2 separate regions of the Homo sapiens genome follow, and region 1 is linked to region 2. The links are chromatin loops, found by intact Hi-C in ENCODE. Cell type or tissue: endothelial cell of umbilical vein. All regions are shown on one strand. Links, peaks and the distances in the headings refer to the core of each region. The heading gives the core; the rest is flanking DNA.

Region 1 (5,371 bases), core at 372-5,371, 73 kb after region 2:
CGAGTAGCTGGGACTACAGGCACCCGCCACCACGCCCAGCTAATTTTTATACTTTTAATAGAGACAGGGTTTCACCATGTTGGCCAGGATGGTCTTGATCTCTTGACCTCGTGATCTGCCCGCCTCGGCCTCCCAAAGTGTTGGGATTATAGGCGTGAGCCACCGCGCCCGGCCCTTTTTTTTTTTTTTTTTTTTTTTTTTTTTTTAAGACAGGGTCTCACTCTTGCCTGTGCTAGAGAGCTTTACTTCTCAGGCTCAAGTGATCTTCCTACCTCAGCCTTCCCACACCCCACCCTGAGTAGCTGGGACTACTAGCATGCACCACTGCACCCGGCTAATTGTTTCATTTGATTTTTTTATAGAAACAGGTGTCACTATGCTGCTCGGGATGGTCTTAAACTCCTGGGCTCAAGCAATCCTCCCACCTCAGCCTTCCAAAGTGTTGAGATTGTAGGAATAAGCCACAGTGCCTGGCCTGAAATTGCACATTTGATTGATTTTATGAGGGCAGACACTGAGTCAATCTCATTCAATGCATCAGTACCAAGCACAGTAGGAATGCTACAAGTTTCATGAAACACTAATTCTGAATTATTCATTCTGCTTTCAAACTACTTGGTGAGAAATGAGTCTTTCAACAAGTCCTAGGGTTGCAGGATTAGAGGGAATTTTAAATAGTAGACCAGGCCTCTGGAGTTCATCTGCATGTGAGCTCATAGCTCTATCCTGTTGGAAGGAGTTAGACCTAGACCCTTAACGAGCCAGTTTCACATAAAGCCAGTGGACCCAGTGCAGGGTGTGGGGTGTGTACGGGAAAGCTTTATGCTAGTGTCTCTGTTCAGGGGGGTTTTGAGACGAATTGGGCAACTCTGAATTCTGTACAGGCCTTTCCTTCCACATATATTTTAATGCCTACTGATATCTGGCACTGGACCAGAAACATTTTTGCGTCTGCATTGCCAGAGATGCTGTTCACATGGTATTCTGCATTATGCTCTAGAAAGCACCATTCTCATTTGATATCATGTATATCCAGACAGCCCTGCCAGGGTCCCCATCCCTGCCTGCTATGTAAAATCAGTGAAAAGCATACCATTTTACATTTGTTTTGATGATTTAGCCCATTACATCTTTTTTTTTTTTTTTTGAGACGGATTCTGGCTCTGTCGCCCAGGCTGGAGTGTGGTGGCGCGATCTCCGTTCACTGCAAGCTCCGCCTCCTGGGTTCGCGCCATTCTCCTGCCTCAGCCTCCCGAGTACCTGGGACTACAGGTGCCCACCAACACGCCCAGCTAATCTTTTGTATTTTTAGTACAGACGGGGTTTCACCGTGTTAGCCAGGATGGTCTCAATCTCCTGACCTGGTAATCCACCCGCCTTGGCCTCCCAAAGTGCTGGGATTACAGGTGTGAGCCACCGCGCCCGGCCAGCCCATTACATCTTTTTAAGAAACCCTAATTTTGCTCTAAATTAAATTCAACAGACATCTTTAAGTGCCTACTCTGTTCCAGGCATGGTGTTACCAGTGGGACTGGTTACTGGATAAGCCCACTGACAACAGAAGCAGCACTCCCATGGTGGCCTGAGAATGGGCCCTAGCAGTGTTTGGTTTCTGAACTGGGCTCTCCCTCTTTGCAATTCTTTCTCTCCATCTTTTGCCATCATATTCAGAGTGCAGCCTGAGAACAAAGGTGAGATGGGACAAATTGGGAATAGTGTGAGAAGTGAGGTCATTTAATTAATTAATTAATTCATTCATTCCTCTGTTCAATAGTTATTGAGCACCTGCTATGTGTCACTATGCTGAATATTGGTAGTGTAAGGACTAGCAGACGTGGTCTTTGTCCTTAAGGAATTCACAGTCCAGTGCAGAAGGCAGACGGATGAAAAATTACAAGGTGTGAGTGATAGCTGCTAAGGCAGGGGAATGCAGAAGGGTTTTTTTTTCTTTTCTTTTTTTTTGAGATGGAATCCCGCTCTGTCACCCAGGCTGGAATGCAATGGCGTGATCTCGGCTCACTGCAACCTCTGCCTCCTGGGTTCAAGCGATTCTTGTGCCTCAGCCTCCTGAGTAGCTGGGACTACAGTTGCCCACCACTACGCCCAGCTAATTTTTGTATTTTTAGTAGAAACGGGGTTTCACCATGTTGGTCAGGCTGGTCTCGAACTCCTGACCTTGTGATCCGCCCTCCCTGGCCTCCCAAAGTGCTGGGATTACAGGTGTGAGCCACCGCATCTGGCTGTCAGTATCTAATTTCTTGAGAAACTATAAACTAGACAGAAGTGGTGTTTATCCTCCAATTTCTAACAACATGATTGTTACATGGTGAGCACTCAGTAGAGGGTCAACAAAGCCTGGATTCTACTCCTGGCTCTGTCTTTGAAGCTACCTGTCCTTGGACAGTCATTTCAGCTCTCCAGGCCTCAGTTACCTCACCTGTAAAGTATAACTGGTGATATTAGCTCTGCCTACCTCACTGGGACACTGTAAGGATTAATGGTCATGAGCGTGATTTTTAAATTGCAAAGACGTCTACAAAATAAATTACACAATCATAAGTTATATTCTTAAATATTTGTTGAATTTTAAAATAAAAGTTGTTCAGCACTTAGGTGAAATGCTGAACGACTTCACATAAGTGCTGCACGACCCTTTTCTTTAAAAAACAAAGAGAGAGACTTAAATAACCAGCAGGTATGCAACCTTCAGTTCACAAAGCGGGTCTAGCTTGACTTTTTCATCAGTCCAGAAAGATACTGCTGTTATCCCCATTTTATCAGTGAGAGCAGTGAGGTCCCAAAGAATGTGTGCAAGAACAGAAGCTCTTAGAAGCTCAGGAGGGCCCGGGCGCGGTGGCTCACGCCTGTAATCTCAGAGCTTTGGGAGGCCGAGGCGGGCGGATCACCTGAGGTCGGGAGGTCGGGAGTTCGAGACCAGCTGGGCAACATGGTGAAACCCTGTATCTACTAAAAATACAAAAATTAGCCGGGCGTGGTGGCGCATGCCTGTAATCCCAGCTACTTGGGAGGCTGAGGCAGGAGAATCGCTTGAACCCGGGAGGTGGAGGTTGCAGTGAGCTGAGATACGCGCCATTGCACCCAAGCCTGGGCAACAAGAGTGAAACTCCCTCTCAAAAAAAAAAAGCTCAGGCGTGGGCCACTTCCCAAGGTCTCTACATGTCAACAAGTTAGAAAGGACCAAGCCCCAGGCCTCTGGGGGCGCCTTTGCTCTGGAAACCCCGCCTCCCGGCACGGGAGGGGCCGGACGACGCTTCAATCCCGCCCCGTGACGCGTTAGGCCCTGCCCCCGGGCCATCTTCGTCTCGCGGGATCTCTCGGGAGGACGGACGGGGTCAGGTCCCATCATGGCGGCTGAAGAGGCGGATGTGGATATCGAAGGGGACGTGGTAGCGGCGGCGGGGGCACAGCCAGGGTGAGGCTTAGAGACCGGGTCTCTCTGGGGCGGAGAGGGGAGTGGATTGAAGGAGCGGGCCCTGGGAAAGCTGCAGGTCCGGCAAGGGAAAAGGGAACAGAAGACTGTCCCCTGGGCCAGGGTCTCTTGTTGGCCTGGGAGGCACCTCGCCCGCCGGCTTGTCCCAAGCCCAGCGGGCAGGGCGGTTACCTGGAGCTCAGGTACTCCTGGGTCGCTTTCACCTTTTGCCGGATGCTGTGAGGGCACCGATTTCGCCTACCACATTGCGTTTGATTTACATTTAGATTCCTTCTTCCGTTCCCTCCTTTTCAGGATCTCATCGACAGTAACTAGAACAAGAGCGGCTACGGACGAGACCTGAGGTCAGGGACTCTTGTTCTATGGCTTGCTAGCCGTGTGACCTTGGGCGAGTCGTTTCATCCCTTCTTCCACATGGGGATAGTTGTAAAACTTCCCGAGAAGCAGGTTGACTTAAATGGGCCAGGTTTTAGAGTTGGACAGTTCTGGGTTTTCCTTCTGCATTTGCTCGCCCTACCAGTTAATAGCAATGTGACCTTGGGCAAGACACTTAACTTGTCTGAGCCTCAGACTGCTCATATTTAAACTGGGAGTCATGATATGTAATTGGGAGGATCAAATGAAATGATTATGAGATATGCTTTAGCATACGGTAGGTGCCCTCTGAATGTATTCTTTACCATCCTGTTACCCTCGGGGACAGTACTGTGAGAATCCAGTAAGGGATCACATTTTTTAAAATACCTGTTCCAGCAGAACAAACAGCCCAGTGTGATTTGACACAGAACCTCCTTTGACTCCTTGCTTTCTGAATCAAAAATGAGTCTCCTTTTAGTCATGAAGAGTCCTAGACTAGCCAGGAATCAGAAAGCCTGAGTTCTAAAGTCAGCCAGCTATGTTGTTTATAATTATGTACAATTTCCTTAGAACTGTATTAGCTTGAACCATATGAAATTGCCAATATTTAGACCATTTTTGTTCTATAAAGCGGCAACTTCATGTAGTTCAGCCTAATATTAGGGCCTCTGTGAACAGGGGAGAAGTACTAACCCAGCGCTTGAGGCACTAAGATAGTGTGTTTAGAAGTGTATCATGAACTCTAAAGCCCTATAAAGACGTGAGGGGTGATTAAACTCATATGGTCATTGTCCCTCAAAGCTTTGCAGATGAGTAGGGAGCCCTTAATAACAATACTTGTTGACATTCATTTAGTGTTTAAATCTTGACCAAGTGCTTTTGCATGTTTGATTTAATTTACTTTTCGCAACAAGTTAATGAAATAGGTTGGCAGGGATACTTATCTGCAGTCTAGAAAGAAATGAGCTGGCCTTGGAAACACTGAAGATTGGTCACCTGAGGGCATTGGCTGTATGCTTCTTCCATAGATTTATCTTTCTGATTGTGTTTCATTTTTCCCCTTTTCTCTTTCTTCCTATTTTAGTTGAGGCCTAGGTCTACTGGTGGCACTTGTGGTAACAAGCAGGATTACAAAGGTTATTGGTTCCTGATGATGGTTACAATTATTGTCTTATACAACCCCAAGGAGTATCATTAATATTATATTCTGGGCCAGGCATGGTGGCTCACGCCTGTAATCCCAGCACTTTGGGAGACCGAGGCGGGCAGATCACGAGGTCAGGAGATCGAGACCATCCTGGCTAACACGGTGAAACCCCATCTCTACTAAAAATACAAAAAATTAGCTGGGCGTGGTGGTGGGCGCCTGTAGTCCCAGGTACTTGGGAGGCTGAGGCAGGAGAATGGCGTGAACCCGGGAGGCAGAGCTTGCAGTGAGCGGAGATCACGCCACCGCACTCCAGCCTGGGCAACAGAGCGAGACTCTGTCTCAAAAAAAAAAAAAAAATATATATATATATATATAGTCTGATAAATAGTGTCCAGTGGTGTTGGAGCTCCAAC
Region 2 (5,313 bases), core at 314-5,313:
GGTTCTTTGATGTGCACAGCATCTGAGCAAAGGTAATCAGATAGTCTCCTGGGATATTTTGTCCATGCCGCAGCAATGTCTAATGAACTCTCCTTGCCTCTCTGCAAACTCCCCCTCTCTGGAGAGAACGAACACTTCTGTGCTGAGAAGCCCTGAGAGTTTCTTGCTATACAAACTTCTTTCATGTACATCACTAAAAAACATTGTTTGATGATTGCCTCATTATTGCTTCAAACAATTGTGTTACCAGATGACCAATACAGTTATTGCCTTCTTAGGTTGTAGGTACTCACTGGTCCCCTGGACAGAATTTGAATATTTCCCAAATATCCTGAGGATTGTACATTCATCACCTTGGGCTGATGACTAATCTCTTCCAGGGTGTATTGATTGATCTTAGGTTCATGCTTGAAGGGGGAAACTTTTCCTGATATTATGTTATCCTGGAGAAAAATGGGCAGGCATCTGAATTGTTCTATTATTGACCATTCTACCAGTTAAGATGTGTGCAGGGGCCAGCAACAGAACATGCAACGTAAACCAGAAGACCAGCTATGAAACAAGTCCACGAGTGGCTAATGTAGTGGCTTAATGACATAATCACGGGTTCAGGTGCCTCCTATCTTTTCATTTCACCATTCTCAGTGTGTCAAGGAAGTTTCTTGTGAGCACTCAAGATACCTGCAGCATTTCCGGCATCATAAGTCAACACAATAGTCACCAGCAATGCAGGAATGTTTACTATCATCTTTCTGTTTTTATTAACAAGAGAAACTTTCCTAGCGGCTCCCCACCTCCACCCCAGTAGACTTGCCCTTTTGTCCCATTGGACAGGAGCAGGTCATATTCCTAGACTCAAAATCATTCATGACTAGGAAATGAACCCACCATGATTGCTTGTACTTTGCCATCTCCTACCTCCTTGAACTTAAGCGAGAGGACTTCTGACTTGCATCAGCCAATGAAATGCAAACAATGGTGACATATCACACCAAGATAGGACGCCTTGAGAGCAACTACAAGATTCAACATCTTCCCTTTTCTTTGCCTTGGCAACTGTGGACACACAGGAATGCAATGTCCATCAGCCTGTGTCCTTAAACGATAGTGATGTGGACAGAGTCCACTCTCCTCTCCCACAACTCCTGACCACCAGCATACCCACAGTGACCATTTAGCATGAGCAAAATCCCCCAAGAATTTGTTGCTTTAAGGCACTGAATTTGAGGGTTGCTTGTTCTTATAGCATTACCTAGTATATTCTAACTCTAGTAGGAACCAACAGTAGGAACGATATCCTCTGGTAGGAACCAATAATGCTTGCTACAAGCATAATAAAAACCGACACGTATATAATATTTATAATAGATACCATTTGCTACATGTCTCCTATGTAGCAGGCATTGTGTTAGGACTTCCAGGGTTGGTGTTAAGGGGAAATGGAGCATCAGGTCTTGTTCAACTTTAGGAAATAAGTGACTTGTAGAAGCTCAAGCTGAATCCAACTCTTCCTGACTCCAAAGAACTGGCTTTGTCCACACAGGACCTTGCTCTTGAATAGTACTGCCATGTAAATTTCTATCTCATTGAACTCTGCAACTTCTCTGCCACACAGGCACTGTTATTTCATTTTGTATATGAGGAACTGAGATTTAGAGAAAAAAACTATCTTGCCAAACTTCAGAGCTAGAAAGACACTAGAGCCTCTGCCCTTCCCACTGTTCCTCACTGCACTTCTGAACAAACACATCAGGAATTGAGGTATTATGAGTTAGGGGAGAGAATTGAGGTATTATGACTCAGAGGCATGCAGATTTTGGAGTGAAGTGCCCCTGCGTTAAATCTAGCCTCTGCCACTTGTAGCTGGGGAGCATGGAGCCAGTCCCTTACCATTGATTGCTAATCCTCAATTTCTTTCTTTGCAAAAATGAGGCCAATCATGGCTGCCACAGAAGGTTGTTGGGAGGAACATACATCTAAAGCACTTATATACAGCAGGCACAGAATAATTAGCTAGTTTTTACTGTCGACTTGTTAATTTAAGAAAAAAAAATCAGGAATACAATCAGGAATACATACACACACATACACACACACACACACACAGCTGAAATAAAAACATTTCCCATTAAGATTCAACGAGGTCTCACAGGGCCTACTTCTTGGTCATATAAGGGCTGGCAGGTCCTCTCTGTGGGCTGGAGAAAAGTTTTGTTTCCCCAGCTGCACTCACGGGGGAATACTCTGCAGGCACTGCATTGTGAACCTGTTTGGCTTGGCTCAGAGGCCTGTCAGCACATTCAGGAAGTGAAGTCAGAAAGAGGCAGGATTTCAAACAGAGCCAGCTGCACACAAATGCCCAGGCAGTGAAATGCCTTATTCGAGCAGGGTGCCTATCAGCCTGGCTTGCCCTAGGTGCTGTCAAAGAAGCCTCTGAGAGTGGCTCTGTGCCAGAAAAGGAAGAAGCAATCACCAGCACCCAGGCTAAGGCCATAGCTTCCACAACAAGGTGGCCTGGGGGCTGTGCAGGGGTCATCTCAGCCAGTCTCCTGCCTTAGGCTCTCTGAGCTTGCTCTAAACCTGAGCTCTCTGAACTTGCTAGGTGGAGGGCCTAATGTTTATCTCCTGGGAGTATTGAAGTCAAGGTGTGAGATTGGGAGAAGAGATGAGGGAAAGGACAGCAAAATGAAGGAATGGGTTACCAGTGTTGGGGAGGGGAGGGAGAGAACTGGATGAAGTGCCTGAGAGGATATGGAATCCTGAGAAAGAACCATGCTGCCACTCTCCAGCCATATTCGCATGCCGAGGAAACAGCATAGTGGCTAAGATCTGAATTCTAATATCAACCTCGAGCTGTCAGTGGGAAAATATTTCACTTGTCTAAGCCTCAGTTGCATTCACTGTGAAATGGAGATAATATAATATCTACTCCCATTGTGTTGCTGTAACGATTAAATAGGTCAATATATGTAAAAGAGCTTACTTAACCTAGTGCCAGCAAATCATAAATGTATCAGTTAGAATTCCATGGTTGCAAGAGGCAGGAAACTTAGTTTAAATGGAAAGGATTTTTATTGAAATATATCAGTCAAAAACCATCATAGATGTAGCTCCAGACATGGCTATATACAGGGTTCAAATGGTATCATCAGGCTTTGATTTCTGTCTGTCACTCAGCTTGCTCTGGAAAGTGTTAGCTTCATCTTCAGTCTCCATGTGGTAGTGTCCAGAAAGTCCCAACTCTCCATCCATAGGGGTCAGAGGGCTACAGCAATTTCTCACAGCCTCCCAGAATTATGCTTCATTGATCTAATTGGGTCACATACACATCCCTGAACCAATCAGTATGGCCAAGGGGTGAAGTGGGATATATTGACCAGCTTAAGTGTAGGTCAAGTGCCCACCTCTGAAACCAAGGTTGTGGAGTCATTCAAAGCACATGGCCAGACAGGGAGGAAAGAGGGTATCTTCAAAGGAAAATCAGGATCTAGGAGGGAGTAGATACTGGGGGGATCAAAAGAAAATGTCAACTACCAGAGCTCATCCATTTAGTGATTATTGTTGCTGTTATTATTATCAAACCTTGCAGACCAGGCTAGAGGTATCTACTGCCTTTCTAAAATTGGGTCACAATGCATTACTCATTATTTACTTTTTGGTCTCTCAATGGGCAATTCTGGTCAATGTCTTCTTAAAGTCTTATCTTAGGAAAGTGAATATCGGGCCAGGCGCAGTGGCTTGCACCTGTAATCCCAGCACTTTGGGAGGCCGAAGTGGGTGGATCATGAGGTCAAGAGATCGAGACCAGCCTGGCCAACATGGTGAAACCTCGTCTGTACTAAACATACAAAAATTAGCTGGGTGTGGTGGTGCACACCTGTAGTCCCAGCTACTCAGGAGGCTGAGGCAGGAGAATTGCTTGAACCAGGGAGTCGGAGGTTGCAGTGAGCTGAGATCTTGCCACTGCACTCCAGCCTGGCAGCAGGGCGAGACTCCGTCTAAAAAAAAAAAAAAAGAAAAGAAAAGAAAAGAAAACGTGGTTCCTTCAGGGGGAGGGGACAAGGTAGGAGGGGAGGCCACAGGGGCAGGTGGTTCCAGATAGTATGTGGTTTAACTTGCCATATCGGAATATAGTACCCTCAAGTCGTCAACAAACTGAGCAGCCAGATGATGGTGAGCAAAGAAAACCCAGGTTTTTTCTGAAAATCACACTAGTTCATTCTTTTTTTTTTTTTTTGGATAACCAAAGTAGTTTTGGTTTTTTTTTTTAATTATTATACTTTAAGTTTTAGGGTACATGTGCACAATGTGCAGGTTCGTTGCATATGTATACATGTGCCATGCTGGTGCGCTGCACCCACTAACTCGTCACCTAGCATTAGGTATATCTCCCAATGCTATCCCTCCTCCCTCCCCCCACCACAGCACAGTCCCCAGAGTGTGATGTTCCCCTTCCTGTGTCCATGTGTTCTCATTGTTCAGTTCCCACCTATGAGTGAGAATATGTGGTGTTTGGTTTTTTGTTCTTGTGATAGTTTACTGAGAATGATGATTTCCAATTTCATCCATGTCCCTACAAAGGACATGAACTCATCATTTTTTATGGCTGCATAGTATTCCATGGTGTATATGTGCCACATTTTCTTAATCCAGTCTATCATTGTTGGACATTTGGGTTGGTTCCAAGTCTTTGCTATTGTGAATAGTGCCTCAATAAACTGCACAGCAAAAGAAACTACCATCAGAGTGAACAGGCAACCCACAAAATGGGAGAAAATTTTCGCAACCTACTCATCTGACAAAGGGCTAATATCCAGAATCTACAATGAACTCAAACAAATTTACAAGAAAAAAACAAACAACCCCATCAAAAGGTGGGCGAAGGACATGAACAGACACTTCTCAAAAGAAGACATTTATGCAGCCAAAAAACACATGAAAAAATGCTCACCATCACTGGCCATCAGAGAAATGCAAATCAAAACCACAATGAGATATCATCTCACACCAGTTAGAATGGCAATCATTAAAAAGTCAGGAAACAACAGGTGCTGGAGAGGATGTGGAGAAATAGGAACACTTTTACACTGTTGGTGGGACTGTAAACTAGTTGAACCATTGTGGAAGTCAGTGTGGCGATTCCTCAGGGATCTAGAACCAGAAATACCATTTGACCCAGCCATCCCATTACTGGGTATATACCCAAAGGACTATAAATCATGCTGCTATAAAGACACATGCACACGTAGTTCATTCTTAAGGCAGAACCATTCCTGTGGTAGTTGCCTCTGCACTACCTTATTTAAAACTGAC

The links. Peaks named below come from ENCODE experiments on the same cell type or tissue, not always from the same donor. Only the 100,000 strongest peaks of a DNase experiment are listed, where the experiment ranks them.
Region 1: it touches region 2 in a loop (4-fold over the local background); 10 of 110 quality-filtered maps call a loop at or near these places.

What each region holds. Positions count from the first base shown.
Region 1 is chr1:58,698,047-58,703,417 of GRCh38, reverse strand. It overlaps MYSM1 (Myb like, SWIRM and MPN domains 1), which reads left to right and starts at 3,356. Exons shown (of 20, transcript NM_001085487.3): 1 at 3,356-3,433. The coding sequence starts at 3,366. RefSeq lists enhancers at 3,182-3,591, 3,802-3,861. In endothelial cell of umbilical vein, for the core only: a CTCF peak has its summit at 3,241; DNase peaks (open chromatin) are centred at 3,317 and 3,837; H3K4me3 peaks cover 1,362 bases; H3K27ac peaks cover 1,152 bases.
Region 2 is chr1:58,770,573-58,775,885 of GRCh38, reverse strand. It overlaps LOC105378751 (a long non-coding RNA gene), which reads right to left. Exons shown (of 4, transcript XR_007066137.1): 4 at 5,178-5,313. Among named protein-coding and RNA genes, the nearest start is that of JUN, 11 kb to the left of the region's middle. RefSeq lists enhancers at 1,682-1,741, 2,373-2,572. In endothelial cell of umbilical vein, for the core only: no CTCF peak of the experiment used is centred there; a DNase peak (open chromatin) is centred at 2,255; H3K27ac peaks cover 1,130 bases.